Regions from separate parts of the Homo sapiens genome. Here region 2 is linked to region 1. The links are chromatin contacts, found by Hi-C in ENCODE. All regions are on one chromosome and are shown on one strand. The core of a region is the stretch at or near the end of the contact, and the rest is flanking DNA. Distances in the headings are between cores, read along the strand shown.

The links. Hi-C counts contacts between places; a loop is a spot of excess contacts on that map. Pooled maps may share reads with other maps.
Region 2: a loop to region 1 is called in a map of ascending aorta, with 2.3 times the contacts of the local background. The contact joins the promoter of LATS2 here to the enhancer-like site in region 1. A Hi-C loop is called at or near these places in 4 of 168 maps with a recorded cell type or tissue (ascending aorta, endothelial cell of umbilical vein, gastrocnemius medialis and 1 more) and 10 of 50 pooled maps.

Annotation. Positions count from the first base shown.
Region 1 is chr13:20,811,879-20,817,033 of GRCh38, forward strand. The region is part of intron 9 of XPO4 (exportin 4); the gene reads right to left. Among named protein-coding and RNA genes, the nearest start is that of EEF1AKMT1, 40 kb to the left of the region's middle. Within about 2 kb of position 2,758, at least 21 of the 41 ENCODE cell types and tissues checked have a DNase peak (open chromatin) inside an H3K27ac peak, as active enhancers do; they include ascending aorta, endothelial cell of umbilical vein and gastrocnemius medialis, where a contact is called at or near this core.
Region 2 is chr13:21,059,196-21,064,350 of GRCh38, forward strand. LATS2 (large tumor suppressor kinase 2) reads right to left here and starts at 2,391. Exons shown (of 8, transcript NM_014572.3): 1 at 2,151-2,391. RefSeq lists an enhancer at 858-1,750 and silencers at 1,256-1,665, 1,806-2,605.

The sequences.
Region 1 (5,155 bases), core at 1,508-4,007:
TTTTGGACATGTTAAATTTTAGATCCAAAATAGGAATCCAAGTGGGAATGTTCTATTAACATGTTTGATACATGTCTGAAGTTTAGGAAAGAGATCACGGCCGGAAATACAAATTAGGGCATCGTCAGCACACAGATACCTAAGTATTTATTTTTAAAGTTGAAAACCCAGAAGCATTCACTTAGAAGATGTTGATTAAGAATAAGGAGGAGCCGGGCATGGTGGCTCATGCCTGTAATCCCAATACTTTGGGAGGCTGAGGTAGGTGAATCACCTGAGGTCAGGGGTTCAAGACCAGCCTGGCCAACATGACAAAACCCCATCTCTACTAAAAACACAAAAATTAGCTGGGCATGGTGGCAGGAGCCTGTAATCCCAGCTACTTGGGAGGCTGAAGCAGGAGAATCACTTGAACCTGGGAGGCAGAGGGGAGACCCACACTTATATAAAAACTACAGTATGGCAGATCATTGAGGATGAAGGACTATTCAATAAATGTTGCAGAAAAACCTGTTATCCACATGGAGAAAAAAAATTTGCATCCCTACTTGACTAAATTCTAAGATGTTAAAGTCAGGAAAGGCAAATTTTAAAGAATTTAGAAGAAAACACAGGAAGGGTAGGCGTCTTTACATTGGAACCAAAATTACAAATCATTAAAAAAAAAACTTTCAACTACATTAAGATGAGGAACACTTGTTCATCAAACAATATGATGAAGTCAAAATGCAATGTGATATCCAGGACTAGGTCCTGGCACAGGAAGAGGACATTGGGGGAAAAACTGGTGAAATCCAATAAAGCCTTTAGTTTAGTTACTAATAATATGCCAAAGTTAATTTCTTAGTTCTGACAAATGTACCATGGCTACAAAAGATGATACTATTAAGAGAGAACTGGGTACAAGGCACATGGAAACTCTCTGTACTGTCTTTGCAAATTTTCTGTAAACCTAAAATTATTCCATATTTTAAATACAGAATTATTCCATATTTTAAATACAGAAAAAAAGTGAAAAAGCCATAAAAAAGAATAGATCTGTGTATTAGTTCATTATCTCACTGCTGTAAAGAATTACTTGAGACTGGGTAATTTATGAAGAAAAGAGGTTTAATTGACTCACAGTTCCGCAGGCTTAACAGGAAGGATGACTGGGAGGCCTCAGGAAACTTACAATCATGGTGGAAGGCGAAGGGGAAGCAAGCATGTCTTAGCATGGCAGAGCAGGAGGGAAACAGTGAGGAGATAACTGCCACACAATGTCACGAGAACAGCATGCGGGAAACCACCACCCCCATAATCCAATCACCCCCCACCAGGTCCCCGCCCCTGGCACGTGGGTATTACAAGATTACAATTCGACATGTGATTTGGGTGGGGACACAGAGCCAAACCATCTCAATCTGAAACCCATATAACCAACAAGAAACTAGTTCTAGAACATATATAGACTTTCTACAAATCAGTAAGGAAAAGACAAACATCCCATTAGGAAAATGGGCAAGGGACACAAACAAGCATTTCAAAAGAGGAATCACAGAACTACATATTTAAATATATGAAAAGATGCTCAATGTTACTGGTACTTGGGAAAGCAAATTAAGATCATATTTTATGCCTGCTAGTTTGGCAGTAAATGTTGGTGAGAACATGGATCATTGAGAACTCACATACACGTAATACACTGGTCCAATCACTTTCGGAAAAATTTGACACTACTATCTTCTAAAAGTGAACATTTACATACTCTCTGATCAAAAAATTCCACTCCTAGGTTTATACTTTAGGAGAGCTCTCAGTCAGGCATGGTGGCTCATGCCTGTAATCCCAGCACTTTGGAAGGCTGAAATAGGTGGATCACCTGAAATCAGGAGTTCAAGACTAGCCTGGCCAACATGGCGAAACTCCGTCTCTACTAAAAATACAAAAATTAGCCAGGCGTGGTGGAACATGCCTGTAGTTCCACCTACTCAGGAGACTGAGGCAGAAGAATCGCTTAAACCCGGGAGGCAGAAGTTGCTGTGAGCCAATATTACGCCACTGCACTTCAGCTTGGGTGACAGAGCAAGACGCTGTCTCAAAAAAAAAAAAAAAAAATCTATTGAACGCTAAGAGCCAGGCACTGGAATATGGAGATGAATAAGATACTTTCTTTCCATAGAAACATCTGTGGCCTGTTTATATACTTAACAAAGCATGTGCTTTACAGCCATCATTTGTTAAGTCTTAACAGTTTATCTTGCCAAAATAAACAGACTGGTAACATATCACAAGAGGAATTTAGGAATAGCATCCTCTGACTCACCCAGTCTCCAAAAAAAAAAAAAAAAAAGCAGGATATTTTCTAAGACCTATCTTGGTTGTTTTTTAGGTACATATCTAACACATGTTATCGTGGTTTAATTATTCATATACATAAAAGTATAACTAAAAAGTAAAAGTCTTATATGCCTTTCTATTATTAAAAAAAGTTTTCAATAATCCCTCCTATTAACACTCTGATATTAGAACAGAAGATCAGAGGTAGACTGCAAGAGCCTCAACTCATTGGATGGCAATTTACAGTAAGACTATGGACTTCTAAACAGCCTTCTGGTTTCTTTTGGAGATAATATAACTCATCGAGCAAAGTGTGAGAAATATGGTTGTTGACAATTGGCAACTAAATCTTTCAGTCTAATCACAGAAAACTGAAACCTAACCTAGCGCTTTTTCATAATACCCTGGCCCTGCTCCATGGCCACTCTGGCCAAAACCCAGCAGCCAAGGCAGCAGCACGTGCACAGAGATGACTAAGGAGACCAAGCTAGACACTATGTGCTCATGCCCTTGGTATTGTCAGGCCTGCTGCCAGAGAGGCTTTGGAGAGGGGCTTAGAGCTTACGAGACTACTTGACCCCACTTTACTCCATCTGGAAATGCAGGGTGGAGAAGGTAATCAAATTATGATATCAGCACTTATCTCTCAATGCCCATAATTACCTTGGAAGTATATAGAGCAATAAATTTGCAACCCTTTAGTCATAGAAAAAAATCTTTTACGTTTTGGTAATTATGTTGAATACATAATTCCAAAATAGTGGTTACTTTTATTTATGAAAATGCTGTCAAATGAAGCTTTGAAAAGAAAACTTTCAATATATGAAATCTGTCCCCTTTTTGACATCAAATTGAATTTCAGAGATTAAAATCTAACAACACTACACGATTCCAACTACACGACATTCTAGAAAAGGCAAAACTATGGAGACAGGCGAAAGATCAGTGGTTGCCAGAGGTTGTGAGGGGCAGGGAAGGATAAATAGGCAGAACACAGAGGATTTTCAGCACAGTGAAACTACTCTGTATGATACCTTAATGATGGACATCACACACTGGTCCAAACCCATAGAATGTACAATGCCAAGAGTGAACCCTATGTACACTATGGACTCTGGATGGCGATGATGTGTCAATGTCGTTTCATCAGCTGTAACAATGTACCACTCTCGTGTGGGATGTTGATGGGTGAGGGTGGGGAGGCTGCATGTTTGAGGGGGTTTGTATTTTCACCCAATTTTTGCTGTGGACTCAGAACTGCTCTAAAATATAAAAAGTCTTTATCTATATTTATATTTATCTATATAAATCTAATATCAGGTACTGTAAAAATATGAGCTAAATCTCATGCTAAGGTAGTTAGTTTGTTTTCCTGTGAACAGCAACTAATCATCATGACAACTCCAAATCCTTTCAATGAAATTGGAAAGCTTTTTCTGTTGATCATCAAGATTATCTTCATATGTAAACATAAATAACGTGTTAGATATGTGATTCACAGACAAAAAATGCAGTGAGATGAATATGGGCAATTCATTTTCACAGAAAATCTTATGTCTACAGAATATCCTTCAAAAAGTTCCTTTTATATTATTCTTTACAACAGTTTGGAAGTGAAAACAGCTTCAACTATCAGAGATTGTAGAAGCTGCAAAAAAGTGCCCAAAACACTGGCTGGGAAGTTCACCAGCAGCATCTGCTTATAGACTCACTTGGCAGAAATAAGTAATGTACCAAACACTTGCATGCAATAACAGGAGAAGGAAAAAACCACAGGTTAAAAAACAACAGAAAAAGGCTCCATCAATATACTATACTATTTCTTAATCTGCGTGGTTGATACATAATCGTTCATTTCATTATTCTTTATATTTTTATAACATAAAACTAGTACTTTATATGAATGAAACATTTCACAATAACTTTAAAATTTACAGGCATCAGCACAATCCCCACGTCTAACAACAAATCACAAATAATATTTGTGCTGCACAGTGTAAAACATTAAGAAGGACATATGAACGATTAAAGACTGAAAGAGCTATACTATTAGTTTATGCTGTTATTCATCTGCTATTGGTATGTAGATTCTTTCCTAGCGAAGTATCATTTAAGGCAAATATGGGAACAATATAGTGACACAAATGTCACAAAAAAAACTTCATGAACTCTCCACTTAAAAATGTAGGAATTTAGAAGTCTTTGAATGTCAAATGAAAAATAAATCCACGTCTAGTTATTTTTATTTTTTCTAGCTAGTTCTTAAAATACAGAATTAATTTAACTTCAGAATACCTATGCAGCTGACAGTATTCCTGGTTTCTGGAATCCCCCAAGAGAAATGGATTTAGTAGACAAGTATTGCAGCTGTTAGAAAAATCTTACAGACAGATCACTTAAATATGATATGGAACAATAGTTATAACAGTAAGTAAGCTTTATTCTAAATCCACTGCACTAAAGGTGCAAGAATTCTGTGAAACTTAACACTGGTTCTGCACTAGGATTGGTAAAGCAGATTTAAACAATCAGAGCTGACTCATACAAGTCATGAAATATTACATGGTTATCATCCAATTAGAATTAAAACATTAAAACAATTCTTAAAACACTTCTTTTAATACGAATCTGTATTTAAGGTAAAATAGTAACTAGTTTTCTTCCAAATATCCTGGTAGAGCTAAAACTATTGTTATTATTTCTAAAAAGTATACTTTTAATGTGCAAGCTTTAAAAAATACTCATGGATTTAATTCTATCTTTTAAGCAGAGGAAATGAATGTGCTTGATGGGTGGGGGGCGCTGGACAGCCAGCTTGCTCTCTCCAGTATCATCA
Region 2 (5,155 bases), core at 1,141-3,640, 250 kb after region 1:
CTTTGTGAAAAGAGCTGTTCAGCTATTAATTTGAATTTTTTACCGGCCAAATGTATACTCTATGGCTTAGTAGTTAAGGTGAAATAATTTTTTTAATGCTATTACATTAAAAACACTCTTGGCTGGGTGCGGTGGCTTACGCCTGTAATCCCAGCAGTTTGGGAGGCTGAGGCGGGCGGATCACAAGGTCAGGAGATTGAGACCATCCTGGCTAATACAGCGAAACCCCGTCTCTACTAAAAATACAAAAAATTAGCCGGGCGTGGTGGCACACGCCTGTAATTCCAGCTACTCGGGAGACTGAGGTAGGAGATCGCTTGAACCCAGGAGGCGAGGTTGCAGTGAGCCGAGATCGCGCCACTGCACTCCAGCCTGGGCGACAGAGCAAGACAACGTCTCAAAAAACAACAACAACAACAACAAAAAACACTCATATCCATCCTAGAGAAGCGTGAAAATGTAAAAGTTCTTGTTCAAAATTCTTGTCAGGTGGGGCGCGGTGGCTCACGCCTGTAATCCCAGCACTCTGGGAGACGGAGGCAGGTGGATCACCTGAGGTCAGGAGTTCGAGAGCCAGCCTGGCCAACACGGCGAAACCCGTCTCTACTAAAAAATACAAAATTAGCTGGGCTGGTGGCGCGGGCCTGTAATCCCAGCTACGTGGGAGGCTAAGGCAGGAGAATCGCTCGAACCTGGGAGACGGAGGTTGCAGTGAGCCGAGATCGCGCCACTCCCCTCCAGCCTGGGAGACAGAGCGAGATCTTGTCTTAAAATAACAACATTTTTGTCAAAAAAATCTGCAAGTTAAGTTCTTTCATGGTGATCCTCGCAAAATAGCATTTCTCATCCAAAGGCCTCAGAACAGCCGCCAGCCGCCGAGCTAACTCGGGACCCTGTTACCGGCTGCTTGGCGCCCTGGTCGGGTGGGTTTTACCTTCTTCAGGGTCCATTCCTCGCCTCGCCCCCCGTTCCCAACCCTCGGGACACTGGAGACTTGCATTTCACAAACGGGTTTGCTCCAGGCCGCACTCCATCCCCGAGGGAAAGCTCCCCAGAAGTTCTGGAGTTGGGCTGAAGGATGTGATGGCAAGATGTGAATGATGTCAGAATCCCCATCTCCAGAGTCCGGCTGGGGAGCTAAGCGCAGGTGAGCTTACATCAGAAGAGAAAGCCAAACCCCCCACACGTCGCTAAACTAGGGCACGGGAATGGCGTGTTATGCAACGGCCGCCGTTCGCGTGGCCACGAAAGCGCTCCTGCGCCTCGGGCCGCGTCCCGCCAAGACCGTGAGCAAACTCGCAGAGTTGGCGCGGCAGCCGGCCGGGAGACGCCGAGCAGGGCCTGGCCGCCCGCAGCCCGGGAGGAACGGCGCCCCCAGGGTCCGGTGGCCTCTGAGGGGCTGACTGGCCCGTGAGCCGGCGGCGCGGCCGCGGGGAACGGGGTGGGAACCGCGCGGCAGTGGGTGAGGCGGCGCAGCCACCGGGGGCTGAGGGGCGGCGCGGCCTCGACTGCGGCACCGCCGTGGGTCCGTCGGCTCGCGGGACGACGGGGCGGCCGGCGGGGGCCAACAGGGCGGGCTCTGAAGGACTGATTGGCCCGTGGGACGATGGCGCGGCCGGGAGGATGGCCCCGGATCCGTGGGACCGCTGCGCCGCCGGACCGGGGGTCCCGAGGCTGTCAGGGGCGCCCGGCCGGGCGTCTAGTGAAAAGCCGATCCCCCGGAGACAGCGGAAGCAGAGGCGCGCCCGGCGCTACGGCCTTTCGGGTCTAGGACACCGCCCCCGGCCCGCGCCGCCCCTGCCCCGCCGGGATCCCGGCCGCCCCGGTCGCCGCACAACAAAGCGGCGCAGCCCCGCTGCCCCCGCCCGACGCCGGCCTCCAACTTCCCCGGCTCCTCTGGAACCGGCTCCGCGGGCTCCGTACGGCCTGGACTACGAGCCGCCGGGCGGGGGCGGCTCCGGGCGGGCGCGGACCGTGGGGGCAGGGCGCAGGGCTCCGTCCGGACAAACTTCCTCGGCCGCCCCGCCGGGCGCCCTTCCCGGAGCCTCGGCACCACAGTAGGTGCGCGGAGCCGCAGGGCTCGACCGCTTCGCGGAAACTCTCGCCACCCTCCGAGCTGCCGCCCCGACCCCAGCTCCCAGCCCCCTCACCTCCAGGGGCGCGGTCTACACCCTCGGGGGCGTCCTGGCCGGCGGCTCCCGGGCCTCTCGCGCCGGGAGACCGGGCACTGGTGGCTGGAGCTGCTGCTGGCCCCGCAGGGACGGGGGAGCCCCGGGCGGCGGCGGTGGCGTGGACGGCGACTGCTCCATCTTCCCGGGGCGCTCACGCCGCGGTTCCAAAGCGCAGACCCAAGTGGGACATTCGCTACATTGTTGGCATTCCACGGGCGTCACGTGACCCCGCCTCCCGCGTCACTCTCGGCCGCATACCAGTCCGGGCGGGGCGCCTGCGGCCCCTGCTCCTCCGCGGCCGCTCCGCCCAGCCCCGCCCGGCCGTGCTTCCTGCCTCCGGCCTCGACCGCCACCTGCCCACGGCCTCCCTGCTGGCCTGCGGTAGCTCGCCAGGGCCTCTCGGACCTATTTGACTGGCTGCTATCTGCCCCCAAACTTGAGTATTTGCCCTCTCGACTGCATTTGTATTAAAAGTTGGTAACTGTCGTTAAAGCCACTATTCTTAAGTATCTCATACCAGTCTTGGTGAAAGAAAAAAAAAAGTTAGCAGGCCTGAAGGAGCCACCAAGTTACCAACTAGTGGCTGGACACTAAAAATAGGGGCAGAAAAGGACAGACGGCTATTGGGACAGTGGAATCAAACAATTAAGAAGGACGTTTGCCAGAAGCGGTGGCTCACGCCTGTAATCCCAGCACTTTGAGAGGTCTAGGCGGGTGGATCACCTGAGGTCGGGAGTTCGAGACCAGCCTGACCAACTTGGAGAAACCCCCGTCTCTATTAAAAATACAAAATTAGCCAGGCGTGGTGGCTCATGCCTGTAATCCCAGCTCTTCGGGAGGCTGAGGCAAGAGAATCACTGGAACCCGGGAGGCGGAGGTTGCGGTGACCTGAGATCGCATCATTGCACTCCAGCCTAGGCAAGAAGAGCAAAACTCCGTCTCAAAAAAAAAAAAAAAAGAACGTCTGATGCACACCCAAATTTAACCTGATTTAATTTAATCAACCTCCCCTCCCCATGTATATTTTCTTTCTGAGAAGTATTTTATGGTGTAGGGAATAGTATAGTACCGTATATACCAGCAAGTGAGGTCGTGGGTTTTGAACAGCTTCACTATCCATTTGAGGACTGTGGATCTGGTACAGGGACAGAAGCAGGGATGGTGCAAAGATTCACAGTAGAAATAATAGACTGGAAGCCAAATCCTCAGTCTACTTCTGGCTCTCCTAACATCATACTTCCTACCACCTATATCTGTGGCAAGTGATGCTGAGGGTCAATATAGTGTTTAAAGTCAACTCGATTTCCTCTTTAATTGACAAACTCTTGTGAAATTTTTAAATTTTACTCTCATGGGAAACAGTAGTAAAGGTCATTATCTGTGCACTATTTTGACAGTCTCACCCAGCCTTCAGTCCCTGGTTCATCCTCCTCCCCTCCCTCTCTTTCAATCTCTTAAGGCCTCAGCTCTTCCAGGGAATCTTCTCAGATCTCTGTTTTCTCTCTTCTTTGGGCTCTGATAATCAAACCGTAATCCCTTCCTGCCAGCAGAAGTGTGCAAAAAAAAAAAAAAGAAACCATCATCGTGCAGCTTAGAATTCAATTTAATTTTTCGATAGTATCCTGTATGCTACCCAGATATCTTGCACAGTACTGGGAGCAAAATAAGTCTCCAGCCAATATTCTGCAATTGAGCCCTACTGGCATTACCTATGTACTTTTCCACATTTTTTCCTTTTTTTCTTAGAGACAGAGTCTCACTCCATTGCCCACGCTGGAGTGCAGTGGCACAATCATAACTTACTGCAGCCCACATCAGCCTTGAACTCCTGAGCTCAAGCCATCCTCCTGCCTCAGCCTCTAGGGTAGCTGGGAACACAGGCGCACACCACCATGCTTGGCCTTCTTTTCACTCTTAAGCTGACTATACTTTCTCCACCCCAACCCCAAGCCACATGGCTGCTAATCTTTTTTTGTTGTGTGTTTAAAGATCCTGCTCCTGCTCTGCCTTCAAAGATGTAAAAATAATTTTTAAAACACTTGTGGAATGAAAAATATTATAAAATAGATTTAATGGACCTTAAAATTTGTGCATAAAATACCTAATAAAAATGTTGCAGTTACAATGATCATTTCAGCATTGTTTGCAGTAGTGAAAAATTGAGAAAAACCCCAAATGTCCAGTCAAGGGGTAGGAAAATGAAAGGTAGATATCCAAATGATGGAATATACACAGTAGCTAAGTTAATGAACTAGCTCTGTAGTTGTAAAGGATAAATGATGGTAGAAAGAATTCAAAAGCACTGTGGAGTGAAAAAAAGCAAGTTGCAGAACTATATATATACACTGTGATACCATATTTATAAATAATCAAAATCCCACAGAACCTAAAATGATCACATACTTTATATAAGTATAGACATAGAATGCAATATCACACACACCAAATTCATGACAGCTGTTGTTTATATTAGAGGGAAGGAGGGAAATTGAGCAGAGAAAAAAAATGAAGACTTCAACTTTACAATGCTTTCTTTTATTTAAAAAACGGAAATAAAACTCAAAATCTTAAAAGTTGTTGGTTCTGGGAGGTTGGGTTCAATAATGTGTGCTATACTATTCTTTGTGCCTTTTTTAAAAAACATTAAAAATTTTAAATTTTATATATATATATGAATACAGACAAATTGGAAACAAGTTTCCAAGATAGGGGCTTGGTTGGGAAAGCTGACACGCTCACATGGAAGAATGTTGTGATTAACGATTTGTGTTTATTAACATGCAGTCATTCATTCCTTCTCATTTTTGTTTGTTGTTGTATGTTTGGGTTTTTGTTTTGTTTTCTGTTTTGTTATCGGTACCTGCTATGAACCATGTGCTAAAATTAAAAAACCCATGTTTGGGTTTTTGTTTTGTTTTGTTTCTGTTTTGTTTTGTTATTGGTACCTGCTATGAGCCATGTGCTAAAATAAATCATACTTGGGA